Linked DNA regions of Mus musculus: region 2 is linked to region 1. The links are chromatin contacts, found by Hi-C in ENCODE. All regions are on one chromosome and are shown on one strand. The core of a region is the stretch at or near the end of the contact, and the rest is flanking DNA. Distances in the headings are between cores, read along the strand shown. Region 1 holds the start of Glp1r (glucagon-like peptide 1 receptor). Region 2 overlaps Notch3 (notch 3).

Region 1 (4,001 bases), core at 859-3,358:
TGCCACCAACATTTAGGGTGGGGGGTTTCCATTTCAAAAAATCTGACCAAGAAAGCCCCTGAAGGGAATGCTGATTCTATTCAGGTTGACAAACAAGGTTAGCCCTCATACTCAAAGCCAGTATGGTTAGGTATATTAAACCCTGATGGTCCATGTAGGATACCCTTCACCACTCCAGAAGTCTGTGAAGGATGCTTCTGACTGTAGTTCTTTACCTTTACATCAGAATCAGGAGCCCAAGTAAAATTTTCTTCAAAATGTTCTTAGACTTGCTGGACAGTGGTGGCGCACACCTTTAATTCCAGTACTTGGGAGGCAGAGGCAGGTGGATCTCTGTGAGTTCAAGACCAGCCTGATCTACAGAGTGAGTCCTAGAATAGCCAGGGCTACGTAGAGAGAGCTTGTCTAACACAACAAAACACAGTGCTCAGTCTGTGGAGTGGTGTTATTAGCTATAAAAAGCAGAATAACGAAAGGTACATTGCTTAACTGTGCCTGTGACAGCCCAAAATAAAAAGTACCTTTTCCAGCCTCTCTTGAAACTAGGGATGGCCATGTGACTAAATTCTGATGAGCAGGTGGGGAATTGATGATTGCTGTCTTCAGGACAGGTCCCTCTGGGCAATCAGCTGGTCCTTCCCTGCAGCTGGACTTTTGATGTCCTGATTGGTTCTAAAGCGAGCCACTTCGGGTCATTTAGGTAGATGCTGGTACCAGAAAAGCGAAAAGATCTGGAGACCTTGATGAGCAGAGAATGGCTACTCACTCCAACCTGGGCTGAAGTTCCAGCTTTGCTTTCCGTAAAAGCCCTAGTTAGATCATTTATTTGGATGGATGGTCCTGACAGCTAAACAGCCAAGCCTGTGTGGCACACAGGGGGAACCTGCTTGACCTCAGGCTGGGGCTAAAACAAGGGACTCAAAGGCAGAGCTCACCAGAAGGGAGCTTCTCTCTCTGAGTGGAGCGCGCTCCGCACCTCTCTTGGCTGTCTCCCTCCGCGGGATTGAGCACTGGATGTATAGACCCACTTCCTGCAGGACTTTGGGAAGTTCTGTAATCTCTAAGAGTTGCAGCTATGCATCCAATCTCTCTTCTCTTCCAGAATGGTCCAGACTAGCCCTAGGCAGGTCCAGGGCTGAGTAGAGCCACACCCAACTTCCTTATACTAGTTCATGGTGGGGGGGGGGTGCATCCTCTTGCCTTCCTCAAGAGGTTAGTGGTACACCTCGGCTTGCCTGTCCCACTTATTAACTCACAGAAGAGGTAGGAGTCTGGAGCTCTCCCGACCTGTACTGCAGCCAAGGGCAAAGGTGTGGTGTAGGAAGACAGACTGAAGTGCATAGGGTAAGCTAGTCAGGGCACACATTGTAGCAGGCCCAGGGACAGCAAGGGGTGGACAGGGAACATTTGGAAAGTTCTAGAAAAACAGAATCCAGCCTCAACCCTCTTCACCCTGCAATTTCTAAAGTTTTAGATAGAAAGGACCCTAAGGACTCTTCTGGGATCTCTTGTCCTGATCCCTACCACCTTGACTGCTGTGCAGGCCCAGAAGGCTGGGCTTGGGATGAGGAGAGGATTGGGGAAGTAGGTGGCACCCAACTAGTCCGATCTTTCTTCCCTAGTAACTAGCAGCTTGTGGGATACTTTCCAGAAGTCTGACCAACACTATGACCTTGTACCAATCCTACACCTTTCCTGGCCTCAGTTTCCTTTTGGAAGCACTGACTCGGTGGGGGCGTGGCTTTCCTTAGTTGAGGGGGAGCCAGGAGGAGATCGGGGTGCGGGGGTGGGAGGCGGGCTCCACTGGTCGCAGCGAGCTGGCCAGGCGCAGGCACCACAGGCGCTCAGAGCTAGAAGCTCCGCTCCTGCGGCTCTTAAACCTGAGTGGAGCCCGCGGGGAGCACAGCGCCGAACATCTCCTGGCCCGGGACGCTGGAGGCCGGTCTGGCCCCGGGCCTCCTGAAACCCAGGCGGAAGAGGACAGGGACCCCGCCCGATCCCTCCTGCGGACGGGCGGGGCGGCCCCACGCCAGCTCCTCCCCCCGCAGCCCGGCAGGGATCAGTCGCGGCGCGCGGTTCCGCAGGTGGCAGCTATGACCCAGTCCTGAGCGCCCAGCCATGGCCAGCACCCCAAGCCTCCTGCGCCTGGCGCTCCTGCTGCTCGGGGCGGTGGGCAGGGCCGGCCCCCGCCCTCAGGTGAGCCCTGGGAACCCCGGTGACAAATGGGAGGGGGACGCTGCGGTGTTCTGCGGGCACAAGAGCTAGCGGAGGGGCTCCTGGACTTGAGCAGAAACTCCGGGACCCCAGACAGGGGAAGTGCAAGGCTCAGGCGAGGAAGAGACAGAGGAGTTGAGGAGTCCAGGTGGGGATTGGACATGAGGTGACTACCCTCATCCTGAAGAGCTGCCTCACTTCTCGGCTCCAGCTGCTCTGTCAGGGCACCAGCTGCCCCAGGGTTGCCCTGCTCTGACTTCTGCGACCCGTCTTTGTCCCTTATTACTTTCCCAACTCCTTTTCCAAACCCACTGGCACTCTGCCTTCCCTCTGTACTCAGAACCCCTGCGGTGCCTTCCCCTGCACTCCTCCTGGGCTTCCTTGTGTATGGGGTACCCAGGAAGCTCTAGAGGACCGAAGGGGCCTGGTTGTAGAAATGCAGCTTCCTCCCATCACCTCATCACAGTCTTTGACTCATAGCCCCAGGGACCCTGCAGCCTGTTGTCCTTCCTGATGACCTCCCAGGTGGCACTGACTTGCCACCTCCACCCCAGCCTCTGCAGCAAACATGCAGCAGGTTCCCTGTTTCTTCTGGATCAGCCAGGCCCTCTCATACACTCGGCTAATACCCATCCTAGACCCCCTTGGATTAATAACCCACCAGAAAGAATACCGAGGGTCACCGGAACATCCAACCTCCTTGGTGTCGCCAAAGACTAGGTCGCAGCTGGACTCTTGTGGGCTCTTCTCTGACTCTCTCTGACCTGCCTGTGAATCCTGCCCCAGGCTCCTGCCCTGGCCATGATGGCCAGCTGCTTGTATGGAGGGCGGTTGTTCAAATGTGCCAGGATACCCTTGCATAGAAGAGGCCCAAGGCTGGGCAGTGTTCCTATAGAAGGGAGTACTTTACACATCATGTCTTGTGTCCACCTCCAGAGCTAAAGGGCTTAACCGTTGGGGAGTGGGCCTGCATCCGTTTGAGCTTGGTCTGACATAGGAGGGCACAGACCTCAGCCCTGGCTGAGAACCGAGTTGTGGACAGAGGTGCCTCCCCAGGAAGTGCACTGTCTCAGCTCCCAAACCCTTTCCCAGATTAATCCTCTCCCTGTTCTCCAGGGCCAACTGTCCCCAAGAGATACCTTCCCAGTCTCTGGCACTGCCTCTCTGTTCCCCTGCAGGCCATGGCTTTCCTGGTGACATTGGGATCTTTCCAGCCACAACCGCAGATTCGCTGCTCAGTTCCTTCTTGTGAGGCAGGATGGTGGGGATTTGAGCCTTCTGGTCCTAGGCTGCTGTGGGTCACATTTGCAGATTAGGTTGAGAGTGAGGGGACAGAGCCAAGCTTGAGGCCTTCCTTTCTTCTCCCTGCAAGACTCCCTCCTCTAATGTCAAGCATCTTGACCCTTACTCCAGCCCTGGTTCATAAGAGCAGAAATGCAGGTGCTGAAGAGACACACTGGAGCTTTGATGGGGTGCCCTTGTTATGGCGAGTACTAATGTCTCCGGTAGCCGCCTGCAGAGGTGTGTGTGTGTGTGTGTGTGTGTGTGTGTGTGTGTGTGTGTGTGACAGGCAGCTTTAACGTTAGATTGCAATAATTACAGCACAACCGCATGGACCCTGGAAAGACTCAAGAATAAATTTTGTATTTTACTTTCTGTCTGTGAGATCACCTTCCTGTCATTCGTGGTAGGGTGAGTACTCAGAAACAGGGTTCCCTAGGTGGTAGGGTACAGCAGCTTAGGGATGGGGGAGCAAAGAGAGTGGGACCCCAGCTCTTGGCCCATGC
Region 2 (3,986 bases), core at 892-3,391, 1.2 Mb after region 1:
TAACCTGGAATATTTAGTTAGGAAAAAGTCCCTCTGTCCCTTAAGTTTCTTTTCTGTTAGGTATTTGCTTAAAGCAACAGAAATGAAGCTAGATACCTGACCAAAAAGGAGTCAAAGGTGGACTGACAAAGCACATGGCTCTGCCCCAAGATGGGAGTTCAAGTTAGCCCTGTGGAGGAAGAGGCCCAGAAACCCCCACTTTGGACCTTGCACAGAAACCAGACACTTGGGTATTAACTATTCCTTTATTAGGTGGTAAGGGAACTGAGAAGGTGAGGGTTGTACAGTGCAGGACCTGGGAATTCAGCTACAAAGGACTGTGACCAGGTGCCATATTACAAAAACAGCCTAAAAACATTTCTATTAGGCAGGCTGAGCCAAGAGAACAACAGGAAGAGGGAGAGCCACTCCCACCTTCTGCCCTGTATTTACAATTAGAAGTGGAATGCATACAAAATACATCTCCCCTGACGTGCCCCCCCACCCCAGGCCCTAAAAGGTGAGCCAGGCTCTGGGAGGTGAGCCTGGAGTTGAGGCTTTGAGCAGACAAGACCCCTTTCCCAGTGAGTCTACACGTCTTATCTGGAATGCAGTGAAGTGAGGAAGGGGAATGGGGAGGGGAAGGAGGCTCCCAAATGTCCCCTGACCCCAGGGGAGGGTGTGCCCAAGGCTGGCTACTTGGTACATACGAGGGCCACATACTCAGTACGTGGAGCCCTAGTCATATCTGTGTACTCAGTACACAGAGTCCGGATTGGCCAAACGGGCCCACAGACTCAGCCCCACGGGGGCGCTGGAGGAATTTGCAGCGGGGGGAAGGGAGCAACTCCATATATATATTTTGTAAAAAATAATAATAATAATAAGTTTGTTTAAATGAATTTGTCTCTATACAAAATGTAAAAAAGAAAAAAATAATAACTCACTCTTGTCAGAGTGTGAGACAATGAGAAGCAGAAAGAGGGGGGGGAGGAAGTTGAGGCAGGGAGAGGGATCAAAAGGAGGTCCCAGATCCCTTAGGGGGCCAAGGTGGTGGAAGGTCAGCCCCTACCCATTATAAATAAAGGAAGACTGGGGGTCTGGGCTGGTGACCAACTTGGTCACACTACAAGACAGAGAGGTGCAGGAAGGCTGGGACAGAGAGAAAGGGATGAGAGTAAGATTAAAAAGGAGGAAGAAAGAAGTCATAGAGGAGTGTCACTTCAGCACCCCTCAAATCCAAGAACTTAGGCCATCACCTGCCTCTTGGGGGTAACTTCTGGTTGGGGTCCCAGCTGAGTCTGGGACTGAGGGAGGGAGGGAACAGATATGGGGTGTGGCTGAGCAGGCAGGGCTCCAGAGGCTGTGGCATTGGTAGCAGTTGCTGGGCTAGGTGTTGAGTCAGACCAGTCTGAGAGGGATGGGGGGGATGGGCTGGCCCAGTGCTCTGGGGACTCAGGAGACGGGGTCAAATAAGGATGCTCGCTGGGAACCCGCAGGAAGCGGGCCTTGGTGGGGCTACTGCGGGTTCCTGCTGCAGGATATTCCTCTCCATGTCCTGGAGCAGCCAGGTAGGGTGGGGGCCGCTCTTGGGGAGAAACTGGGGCTCCTGGGTTGAGCAACTGGGGTCCCGGAGCCAGGGGCAGCAGGAATGAGGGCCCTGGAGGGGCAGGTGGAGGCAGCCTGGCCCAGTCGAGGGGAACAGCTACAGGATTGAGCAGACCAAAGCTGAGCACACAGCCCCCAGGAGGCTGGCGCCCCAGAGGACCCGCCCTACTTGCGCCTAGCTGTGCCAAGGACACCGCGGTGGCCGTGGTGGCATAGGGGCCCTCCAAGGGGAAGCCTCCAGGGGAAGCAGGGGGCCCACTGAAAGGCCGTGGTGAGTCCAGAGAGTCCACCGGTGACAGTGTGACAGAGCTGTCTGCCAGAGGTCCTGGACAGGCTAGTGTCAGCTTCTTGCCCCGACCACGAGTTCCCTGTGGCCCCAGCCCGGTCTTGCCAGGTGGCCTCCTGCTCTTCTTGGTCCCAGACTGCACCGCTTTGAGGCCAGGAAGGAAGGCCCCTGGTGGGCAGAGCAATGGCCCTAAGCCATGGGGACCAGAGGGACTTCGAGGTCCACTGGGCTGGTCCAGCAACCGCACAATGTCCTGGTGCAGCCGCTCCTGGGCCACGTCCCGGGGCAGCCTGTCCAAGTGATCTGTGATCTCCCGGTTGGCGAGATGATCCAGCAGCAGCTTGGCAGCCTCATAGCTGCCCTCCCGAGCGGCCAAGAACAGCGGCGTCTCTTCCTGAGGCGGGGGAGGGGCAGAACCCACGGAGGTCAGTCACTCTGGCCAACACCTAGCTTTCTAATCTCTAGGGCAGCCTGAGAACTAAGAGTTGATACCCTGGAAATAGATGGACCTGAGTTTGGATTCCAGCTCTGTTGAAGAAACAAGCTCTCTCTGTAGCAGGCACATCTGGCCAGGACTTACCTTAGGCACAAAATTTAAAGGGGCATCAAAACTTCCAGTCATCAAAATAAACTGCATGGTGATGTTATAAAAGTTTTAAAAAGAGTTATAAAAGATTAAAAAGCACGCCTTTAATCCCAGCACTCGGGAGGCAGAGGCAGGCAGATTTCTGAGTTCTACCAGTTTCTTTGTCCTGGTCTACAAAGTGAGGTCCAGGACAGCCAGGACTATACAGAGAAACCCTATCTTGAAAAACCAAAAAAACAAAAGATTAAAAAGTGAGTTGTTGGGGTTCTGGTGGTCCTGTACACCTTCAGTCCTACCATCCAGGACACAAAGGCAAAAGGGTCTCTGAGTTCTAGGCTAGCCTGGTCTACAAAGTGAGTCCTTGTCTTAGAAAGAAAGAAAGAAAGAAAGAAAGAAAGAAAGAAAGAAAGAAAGAAAGAAAGAAAGAAAGAAAGAAAGAAGGAAGGAAGGAAGGAAGGAAGGAAGGAAGGAAGGAAGGAAGGAAGGAAGGGAGGGAAAGACAGAGATGGAGACAGACAGAGAGAGAACCTGAGCCTATGACCCCAGCACTTGAGAGGCTAAGGCAGAAGACTCACCAAGAGTTTGAGGTCAGCTTTTGCTAAATTAACCAGTAAGACATGATCTCCAAAAGAGAAGGAAACAATGTAAAGACTGGCAAGACGGCAAGACGGCACAGTGGGTAACCACACTTGTCACTCAGCCTGGTGACTTCAGTGCCATCCCTGGTATCCACACGGGCAGTTCACAACTGCCTATAGATTCAGCTCTAGGGGGATTCAACACCCTCTTCTTGCTTCAAGGATATCTGCAACTCATGTCCACATACTTACACGCACACACTATTTAAAAATAAAATATATCATTGAAAAAAGAAAAAGCCAGGCATGAGAGCATATACCAGCATTTAGTTAGTAGAAATATGAGAATTGTGAGTTCAAGGCCAACCTGAGGTAGGAAGTTAGTCTCAAAAAGAAAGAAAGAAGGAAGGAAGAAAAGTAGGCTTGTTCAAGCTCAGCAGCTCATGCTGCTGCTTCCCCTGTCACAATGGGGACAACTGCGTTCGATGTCACACAGCGACTTCAACAGTTTGCTCTCACAGCCTTCAGGCCAGAATCCCACTCCTGAGAGCTGACTGCAAGCAAGATGGATGCCCCTAACAGGCTTATTCCTCCCTGACTCTGCTTTGTCACATTCAGGGGCTGTAGCACTGTAGGCCCCCAGTGGCTCACCTTGCTGTCCTGCATGTCCTTGTTGGCTCCATTTTTCAGCAGAGCCAAGGTAGCCTCCACGTTGTTCACAGCTGCAGCCCAGTGTAAGGCAGATTTCCCTGTAAGGAGATAAACATCAGTGTCAGGCTCATGTCAGGTTCTCCATTACAGAACAGGCAGAAATGTGTAGAAAATGGCCTGGCAAGGACTAGAGAGGTGGCTCAGCAGTTAAGAGCACTGACTGCTCTTCCAGAGGTCCTGAGTTCAAATCCCAGCAACCACATGGTGGCTCACAACCATCTGTAATGGGATCTGTGTA

Evidence for each region. Hi-C counts contacts between places; a loop is a spot of excess contacts on that map.
Region 2: a loop to region 1 is called in a map of T-helper 1 cell, with 4 times the contacts of the local background. The contact joins the enhancer-like site here to the promoter of Glp1r in region 1. A Hi-C loop is called at or near these places in 2 of 37 maps with a recorded cell type or tissue (T-helper 1 cell and T-helper 17 cell).

What each region holds. Positions count from the first base shown.
Region 1 is chr17:30,899,759-30,903,759 of GRCm38, forward strand. It overlaps Glp1r (glucagon-like peptide 1 receptor), which reads left to right and starts at 2,109. Exons shown (of 13, transcript NM_021332.2): 1 at 2,109-2,196. The coding sequence starts at 2,119.
Region 2 is chr17:32,120,594-32,124,579 of GRCm38, forward strand. Notch3 (notch 3) reads right to left here. Exons shown (of 33, transcript NM_008716.3): 32 at 3,689-3,786; 33 at 227-2,267. The coding sequence ends at 1,227. The region is part of intron 1 of Gm38585 (a long non-coding RNA gene); the gene reads left to right. Among named protein-coding and RNA genes, the nearest start is that of Gm38585, 9.4 kb to the left of the region's middle. Within about 2 kb of position 2,142, at least 1 of the 3 ENCODE cell types and tissues checked has a DNase peak (open chromatin) inside an H3K27ac peak, as active enhancers do.